2 separate regions of the Mus musculus genome follow, and region 1 is linked to region 2. Evidence: chromatin loops called from intact Hi-C (ENCODE). Cell type or tissue: left cerebral cortex. All regions are shown on one strand. Links, peaks and the distances in the headings refer to the core of each region. The heading gives the core; the rest is flanking DNA.

Region 1 (4,774 bases), core at 393-4,392, 520 kb before region 2:
TGGAAGGCCCAACAAGCAGCTGAAAGAGTCAGATGCAGCTATTTGCAACCAACCAATGGACAGAAACTGGCGACCCCTGTGGTGGAATTAGGGACGGCTGGAAGAAGCTGAGGAGGAAGGCAACCCTGTAGGAGGACCAGTAGTCTCAACTGACATGACCTGAGATTTCTCCAACACTGAGCCACCAAACAGGCAGTATACACCAGCTGATATGAGGCCCCCATACAGACATACAGTAGAGGACTGCTGGGTCTGGTCTCAATCAGAGAATATGCACCTAACTCTCAAGAGACTGGAAACCCAGGGAGTGGAGAGGTCTGGTGGGGTGGGGTATTGGGGGGTGGGGAGCGGTGAAACATCCTTTCAGAGACTGGGGGAAGAAGGTATGGGTGTGGAACAGTCAGAAGGTGGACTGGGAGGCGAATAAAGTCTGGAATGTAAAAAAAAAACCGATTAAATAAACAAAAGAAGGAAAAGTTGTTCTTCTGGATGAAACACAAAGTTTCAAGAGGGTAAAGCTGGCTGATTGAGAATTTTCGACCTCTGGTTTGGGTATGTGATCCCTCACTCTGGTGATAAATTGATTGACAGAACTCTTTAGCACAGGCCAGTGTTTGTCACATTTAGACCCTAGACCATCACCTGAGTCATGTATGAACTTTTAAGGAACTATTTATTTATTTTTATGTGGATTGATGTTTTCCTGTCTGTATGTCTGTGTGAGGGTGTCAGATCCTTTGGAACTGGAGTTGCAGGCAGTAGTGTGCCACCTTGTGGCTGCTGGGAATTGAACCTGGGTCCTCCAGAAAGAGTAGCCAGTGCTCTTATCAGCTGAGCCAACTTTCCAGCTTCCATGCATGAACTTTTATAGACATACCCAGTTCTACTGTCTCACAGGCTCTGGATGGTGGGGCCAGAAAACAATCATGAGGCTTCCACGGGGTTCTAAAGTGGGCTCCTGTTTATAAATACTTACATGGATAAATACACTTCACAAATTAAAAGCAATTAGACTATAAGAGTTAAGCACCTCTCAACACAGAGGGCACATTATTCTGTGTTCATGGAGTTCACAATAGCATAGCTTACTTCTTGTATGTCCAAGAAAACACCAGCCCACGACAGGATGCATGGGGATGTTCTTTGCAAACCATTCATTCCTGTGTTTTAAGACCTTCATATTATTGGTGATAAAATTGGTAGATTGTCTCAAGAGAGAAATAACATCCTTTCCTTTTCTTTCTAGCTCTTCTTTTCTTCATTAAGTTCTTAACTTGTTTATTATCAACTGGAATGTGGAAGAATCATACTTTTTATTCACTTAGTCTTGAACCACCGGAGTTAGAAGTTGAGAATGCCCTGCCTGTTGTGTTATAAACTACAGCGAAAGTATCAGAACTCAGAACTCAGCAGCTCTGTCCATTCCTGTCCTGACAGCAAATAACAGCGAACAAACAATTCGGGGTAAAAGAGACATTAAGGTACAGGCTTTCTTGAAATGTTCAATTATTTCTTGCTCCATGAGTTCTATACAAACAACAGCCAAACAGAACCCAAAAATTATCTGGAAGGTTTTACATAATCTATGTATGTGTGTATAGCCATATAGATATATTGATATATCTATACATATGTGTGTACATGTATATATGTAAAATATGCATATATATACAAATATGTATGTGCATATGTATATATGAATACGTGTACATATGTATATATGTATATACATACATAAACATATATAATTATATATACATATATACACATTTATGCATATACACACAACACACACAAATATACATATATATACACATAAATACATACATACATACCTGTGTACACATGTATACGTACATATAAACCTTACACATGGTGACTTCTGGCCTTTGTCTCTATTAAGGTCACCTTGACAATATTTTTTTAAAGTCAAACAATGTATCTGCTACCCTTTTCTCTTTGGCTACATGCTATAGCTGCAGCCAACCACGAGGTGGCACTAGGTATACGTGCCAGTAAGACAATCATAATAGTAGATGTGGCTGAGGGCTTTGTCACCCTGAACAGGCAGAACTCAACTCCCATAATGAGAGAACCACAGGACCACAACAGAGCACCCAGACTTCAAAGTCGTCATCTTAATGGCCATCTGAAAAGCCTCCAAATTTCATCTTAAAATCCTTTCATTTTAAATGGACCGCAATGGCCAGACTGCTGAGGAAATCATATGAACCCCTAACAAATTATCGTGAAGAGATAATCAAACGACTTCATGAAGTGGAAAATAAAAATGAAAAACAAGCACAAAGCTGACAGGCTTATCCTCATCAAGTGTCATACTGCCTTTAGACATGTATAGGTTCAAGTCCCCAAACTATTCTAAAAACGATCTTGCTTTATGAACTTTCTTTTCCAGTGAGTGAAACAACTTATCAAGAACTATGTGCAATACAGGCTAAAACATTTTAACATAAATGGAAAACACAAGCGGTAAATATTTTCCCGAGACAGGGAAGCTGACCTAAACCCATGTGCATTTCCCCAATCCCTTAGCTTCTCCCACTCAGTCTGCCCACTGCCCCTCCCCCGCCACAATGAAGTTCAATTGCGGAAGGTTTTCAGATGTGGAAAGATTGGAGCCTGGAGTCAGGAGCACTCGGCTCCTCTCCCAGCCCCACCACTTACTACTAGGGCTGGATTTTCCTTCTCACAAATGCGGGGATCACACGCTTATCTCCCCTGCCTCTCTCGCAGGGAGGATGAACTTTAATGGGAAACATCTGCAAAAGCAAAGTCCATCACGCAATGCGAAGCATCGCTATTGTAACCAATGGGACGTGGCATCTACGAATTACATTTTAATATCTATTCTACAGTCACAGAACACTTTCAGATTGCTATTTCAAGGCATTCCATTTTTTTAAAAAAAATATTTTAAACCATTGCTCATGTAAATACTAAAATGGCTTGTTTGGGTTGAAAGATACTCTCGAGATACCTAAAATGTTTTATTTTCACACACTGCCTTTATTCTGAAGTTGATCTCTGTTCATATTTGATGTATTGCTTAATATGTGCCAAGGAAAAAATATATATTCAGATAGAAAGTCAGATATTGGCCTCTCATATGTCTTTATAATTGACTGTGTTGTTCAGGAGAGACAGCTCAGCGTAAAGAAGGCTTGCTTTGCCAGGATGAGGACTTACTACGTTTGCATTGCCAGCCCATACGTTAAAGCAAGGCACGACACAGTACATTTCTGTAATCCGGGACAAAGAACAGAGACAAAAGGATCCTGGGTGGCTCATCGGTCAGCCAGTATAGCCATGCTAGTGAGCTCTAGGTTTATCGAAGGTACCCTTTAACAAAGTTATAAGATCAATAATGACATAGGAAGACAGGTGGCATCAACATGTGGCTTTTCCCTGCACATATGTACATGTGCAGACAAACTAGAACACATACACGCCACCATACACACTTCAGTGTAGTGTCATTCTTAGGCACTCGAAACTGACTTCAAAAATACTAGCTCGCTGATGTCAAAGAAAATTAGTAAAATTAATAAAACAACCAAAAACCAGTTTAAACCAGTGTTTGGATTTCCAGAAGCTCAGAATGATTCTGCATTCAAAGTGAAAACAGGAGACCCCTCATCTATTATCCTCACACGGAGAAGTATAGCTATCAGGAGTTTAGGTTGAGGTGCTGGCCAGGATAGCTATCATCAGTAATGAACAGAGGTGGGAGCAGAAATAGCATTCTGTTCAGAAATAATTTACGTAGGTAGAGAGACGCATGCCCAGATCCCAAAACTCAGATACACTAGCCACCAATGAAGCAGAATATTCCCCAAGTAGAGGAGTTGAAATCAGGTATTAATAAAAGACATGAACCTGGATGCTCTCAGGCACCTTCATAATATCAATTAATTTTATTCTAAGAAATGGCCTCAGAAAGGGCCTATCTGTTTTCCCTTCAATGAAGGGAAATTGCAGAGTCATAAAATTATCCGAAGACATGTGCGTGGTCTTGCATCTTCTGGAAGAGTAGGTAATTGGAACACCAGGCTGAACTAAGGAAGACACTTCAGGTTCCAATGAGGAGAATCTTGTACTTCAAGTTCAGTGGCAAAGAGACTCAGGGAGAGCTTGGACCCCACTGCTGCAGCTGCTCTTATGTCCTAGGACATGCCACCAAAGCCAGCCATTTAATCCTCACATGTCAGTCACAGTGTAGATCCCACTTAGTCCTGTGAGCCTGATTTTATCTAATCAAAGAGGAGTTTTTGGGAAGTTAGCAGCAAACAAGTATGGAAACTGTCCTTACCTTCTCCATACACACACACACACACACACACACACACACACACACACACACACACACCATATATATTTACTCACACCAGTCCATCATTATTTGCTTGTACAATTAATATTACATTTGCATATACAGTGTTACATTTGTCAAGCGATATAGCCTTTTTTTTTTGTAAATTAACTTCTCAACAATGTATGATTTTAACCCACCATTTCCTAAGATCTTACACCTGTTTATATTTGATGTTCTGAGTTATCTCCAAGGCAAAGGACTTTAGATCTAAAATGTAAAACATTTTTCCTAAATCAACCCTAAGTTGCACTACTCAATAAAAGCATTACTTTCTAATATACTTTTGTTGAATAACAGTTACAGTTTGTTGACTAGTCCAAGTTCCTAGCCTTTATTTACAAGTATTGGGAACTTGTAACTATATACACATCTCCTGAACAA
Region 2 (4,774 bases), core at 491-4,490:
GACAGTAGGGGGAAAAAAATGAAACACTGCATGTTTCAAGAATTAGAACCCAGTCAATATATTGTCTGCTGTATAGACACTGAATTTCAATGTATTCTTTTGCTCCACCAAGGGAGGGAGGGAGGGAGGGAGGGAGGGAGGGAGGGAGGGAGGGAGAAGAAGAAGAAGGAGGAGGAGGAGGAGGAGGAGGAGGAGGAGGAGGAGGAGGAGGAGGAGGAGGAGGAGAAGGAGGAGGAGGAGGAGGGGGAGGAGGAGGAGGAGGGGGAGGGAGGAAGAGAGAGAGACAGAGAGAGAGAGAGAGAGAGAGAGAGAGAGAGAGAGAGGCAGAGACATCAGAGCATCAGGCATATGGCACAAATCCTAATACAATGAGAGCAAAGAAGATACATAATGAAACCTTTTCCTATCTACAAGATCATCCTTCAAATACACAGAATTCACTTAATTCTCAGGTCCAGCTAGTCCTTCAAACTTAGGCACCTAACAACACCTCTAAGAAGAGGCTCAGAATGTAAATGAAAGAAGCCACCACAAGGTGGTCACTGTTAAATTGTGACTTCTGTTTTCAGATTTAAATACCTTCTAGAGGGTAATAAACTGCTTTATCAAAAAAATTAAACTGTAACTCTAAGGAAAAAATGAAACTAATAACATTTGCAAGAGGTTAATTTTCAAGAACTTGAATATGTAATTTACCACCCACTAGCTTTTCATTAACAGCCAACAACTCATCATTAAAAACTTCGCTCTGCTTAGCAGTCCTTGGGTACCTGCAAGTCACCTGACTACAAGAATAACAATTCCTCATCATTTGGTTTTCAAGGTAACGCATCCAAAGGGCTAGGGTGCGACTTCTCCATTGTAACCACATTTGAAAGAGCATAGTAGAAGCCACAAACAATTAGAAGCCCCGTGGCTTGGATTCATCGGACAAAGTAGAATGTCACAATATTAATGGAAAGTCAGTAAGAGTAAAACCTTTCTCCCACCAAAAAAAATATGATAGTCATTCTCACAAAACTGAGACATGGTAAGAAAAAATAAATTCCCGGTATTCTTAAAGCTGCAAAGAAAACAATTATTTATTAACAAAAACTATAGAGATCTGTGAAGTATCAAACCACTCACTTTACAAACATTAGGTGGGGCTGTAGAGATGACTCCATTAGTATAGCACCCTTCATGCACATACAAGGACCTGATTTACATCCCCAGAGCCCATTTTTAAAAAGTAAAAAGCATGGTGGTACACATTTGTATTCTCCATCTAACTGCTGGAAGGAAAGTAGGGCAACAATTCCTGGGGCAGCCTGGTCTACTTGATGAATTCCAGACCAATGAGAGATCCTACCAAAATTAAAAGGTGAATGGCACCTGAAAAATACCACCCAAGTTCCACTTTGGTCTCCATGGGCACGCGCACACACACACACACACACACACACACACACACACACCATGTTATTTTTACTAAAATACAAGGTCTTTTACTAAAACGTTCTTCACCTTGTGGTGTCTATAATATACTTGGTATACAAGGTTTATCACGATTTTGGAATGGACACAGTGGGGTTTTTTATTGTAAAATAATTCACATTCACTCATTAATACATATATCTTAACCAATGAAACCAGCCGTTCTGTGTTTCACTGGATCCTGAAAGTTTTGCTGTTGTTGAATAGAAATTCAAATGGCTACCTTAAACTGGACATGAGGAACTTTCAGATGACAAGTCAAACATGCAGTTTTATGCCTAGCCACAAGCTCACTGGTACTTATTCAGCCGTAAAAAGCCATCTGAACTCAGAGCTCATCTGTACACTATTTGAATGTCTCAGACTTCAGCTGACATTACTCTAGACACCAAATGGGTCGTGATAGTGAAAGTCGAAAAGATTAAATATACCCTACATTTTGTAGATCACCTTTTGACAATTTTGCTCGTATTGACATACAAAAATATACAAAGGAAAGGTTTCAAAATTGTTCCCCAAATCCAGCTGCCCCCAGTCAGGCTCCCATGTTGTGTTTGTCTCATGCCCTGATTTGGCTTTCCTATGGCTATTAACTTTTTAATTGTTCTCCCACAGATAGGTAACAAGATAGTTTTAGATTTACAGAAACATCGGGCTAGAGAGATGGCTTAGGAGTTAAGCGGTTAAATATTGCCCTTGCAGAGAAGCTGGGTTTGGTCTTCAGCAGCCATGTTGGGCAGCTTACAACTGTTGCCTGTAACTCAAACTCCAAGAGATTTGCTATCTTAGTCTGGCCTATGGGGGCATCTGCATCCACGTGCATCTATCTCAATGCAGACGCACATACACAGAATGTTTAAAGACTACAAACAAAAAAGATTTCCAAGTATATTTAGAGATGATCTTTCCTATGAGTTTAAAATGATGCAAGCTGCAACTGCCTTTTAAAGGACATTTTCAGTTCCTATATTAGCCAACTTCTTCCTACACATAGAGTTGCTATTCTTAATGAAATTAGCATACATAATTATGTAAGAAATTATGGTGCGTTATCTCTAAGTAATAAGAGCCCTTATAATCCTCACACCAATTGTAAGACAGTCACTGCTATCACCCCACTTTGCAGATGGAAGGACAAAACTATAGAGAGATTAATTCACATTCCTACCACCTGCAACATGGGCCATATTGTGAACTCATGACTCAGCAGGATCATTGGACAGTTTCCTCATTGAACAATTTGTATATTATGATGGAAGGCTCTTCAGTCTTCACTTTGCACTCACAAAGTTATCATATACATAAATATAAAAATGTTAGTGCATATATGTGTGTGTGTGTGTGTGTGTGTGCAATTCATGTTTAACTATCTTCAATGTTGACCGCTATCTACAGAATAAAGTATGGATTCTTTGATCTAGAATGGACCCACTTGGTGGGCTTTCTAACCTTCTAGCTGTACCGATCTACACTTGGTACAAATTCTTTCCTCCTGAGGACTAATTGTCCCCAAACTCTTCACATCCCCTTATGTCTTTGTGCACTTGCAGAGGCACATGCTGAAACACTCCCCACTGCTGTGGCCATCTGGCAGGTTCCCACTCATCCTTCGTGACTAAGTGCTAGCATCTCTCTGGGCCTCCTTCCCTGATGCATAGCCACCAACAGAATTATCACTCCCACCTCTGCTTTATATACCCCTCCTTAACACAGTTGGTACAATGGCAAAAGTTTCCTATCTAAAAACTTAGAAGCAAATTATATGTCCCATCAGCACTGAGACACTTAAAAGCAACACTCTGTCTTTCCTCTGGCACTGAGCAGAGCAGGCACGCTTCAAGAACACTAGGATATGTAAATGGTCTGCATGGAATCTGGCAAAAAAGCATCCTCTACATGCACATTCTACAATTCCGGGGGCTTTGCAGTTGGTGAGATTAAACTATGAAGGTGAAAATAACAGATACCTATGTATCAAAATAAAAAGCAAAATCAACAAAGTCTTGATATTGCATAGCTTTCTTTGTACCTAGCATCACAGATCCACCGTAGAGGAGACCTTGACCCACGCAGGACACAATTAGTTCCATTAAACTGGAATGCATGAAAAAGTGGCCAGATGTAAGAAACAGCTGAATCTCTACAGGCCTATCTGTCAAGGAACATATTGAGTCTTGCTTGAAAGTATAGCTACCTCCTTCCCATTGCTATATGCTTCCTTCTGCCAGGGCATATCCAAACACCACCCTTTCTAAGTTAAAGCCACTCCCTGAAGCAGGCATCCTGCATTTTCCCCTTAAAAGATTTTCTTTCTTTAACTAGTCCTCTCCATGGATGACCATAAAATCCCTAGAACTCATCATCTTTGCACATCTTATTTCACCAGCTAGGCACCAAATCCACAAGAACAAGACTACATTCATTTTGCTCCACTCAACCCCAGTATCTTGGCCAGTGTCTAGTGCACTGCAGAATGGAGAATAAAGCACTTTAGGTTCTACAGCATCTTTACAAGTGAGTGTGTGTGTGTGTGTGTGTGTGTGTGTGTGTGTGTAAAAACTAAAATTCACCAGGGTTTACAAATAATGAAAACAATCTATGACTGCATATTATAGAAATCCCAGGATGCATTTCAGGTAAGAAAATTTCTCTCCAGAATTCCATATTAGATATCTTTTATTTGAATCCATCATCCAGATTTAAAAAAAAAAAACTTTAAAATTTGGCATCAGTAGCTATCTTGTTACTTATTACATAGATACTACATTTCTAGAGTAAGTTGTGAGATTGGATTTTATTTCCAGTGGCTTTTATACCTTAAATGTATAAAGTTTATGTCAGAGGAAAAGAAATACATAGGACAAAGAGGACAGGGTCTTTGCGTGAGGGGTAAAAACACTTGATTTTAAACCACAGCCAAAAAAAAAAAAAAACCAAACTTTATAAATCTCTAGAAAATGGAAGAAAATACAACCAAGAACGTACACGCAGTTGCTAGGCAAACTAATCCACATTCCCCTCACACTTAGACATCAAAAGAATCAATAAGACAATTGATGTTCCCGAGGAGGATTCCGTCACCGACCAAGGACAGCACAAGGTGTATGCTTGAAGTTAGAGCTCTCGCTGGAATCAGAAATAGCATCACCATTCCCGTTGAGTTCATTGACAACGTTCCCCAAAATGTGAATTCAGACAACTACAACTGTCTCTCAGTAATAAACCATGATAAACATTTATCATACACACACACAGGCACAACAACAACAACAAATCCTGCCTTCTCAATATGACTCCT

What was found. Hi-C counts contacts between places; a loop is a spot of excess contacts. Peaks named below come from ENCODE experiments on the same cell type or tissue, not always from the same donor. Only the 100,000 strongest peaks of a DNase experiment are listed, where the experiment ranks them.
Region 1: a loop joins it to region 2, with 2.3 times the contacts of the local background. A loop is called at or near these places in 5 of 42 quality-filtered maps.

The regions. Positions count from the first base shown.
Region 1 is chr10:109,918,943-109,923,716 of GRCm38, forward strand. All of the region lies in intron 1 of Nav3 (neuron navigator 3), which reads right to left. Among named protein-coding and RNA genes, the nearest start is that of Nav3, 79 kb to the right of the region's middle. In left cerebral cortex, for the core only: CTCF peaks have their summits at 775 (motif pointing left) and 1,984 (motif pointing right); DNase peaks (open chromatin) are centred at 791, 2,017 and 2,589.
Region 2 is chr10:110,437,512-110,442,285 of GRCm38, forward strand. It overlaps a transcript of Nav3 not described here. Among named protein-coding and RNA genes, the nearest start is that of 9230102K24Rik, 160 kb to the right of the region's middle. In left cerebral cortex, for the core only: no CTCF peak of the experiment used is centred there; DNase peaks (open chromatin) are centred at 2,328 and 3,096; H3K27ac peaks cover 2,323 bases.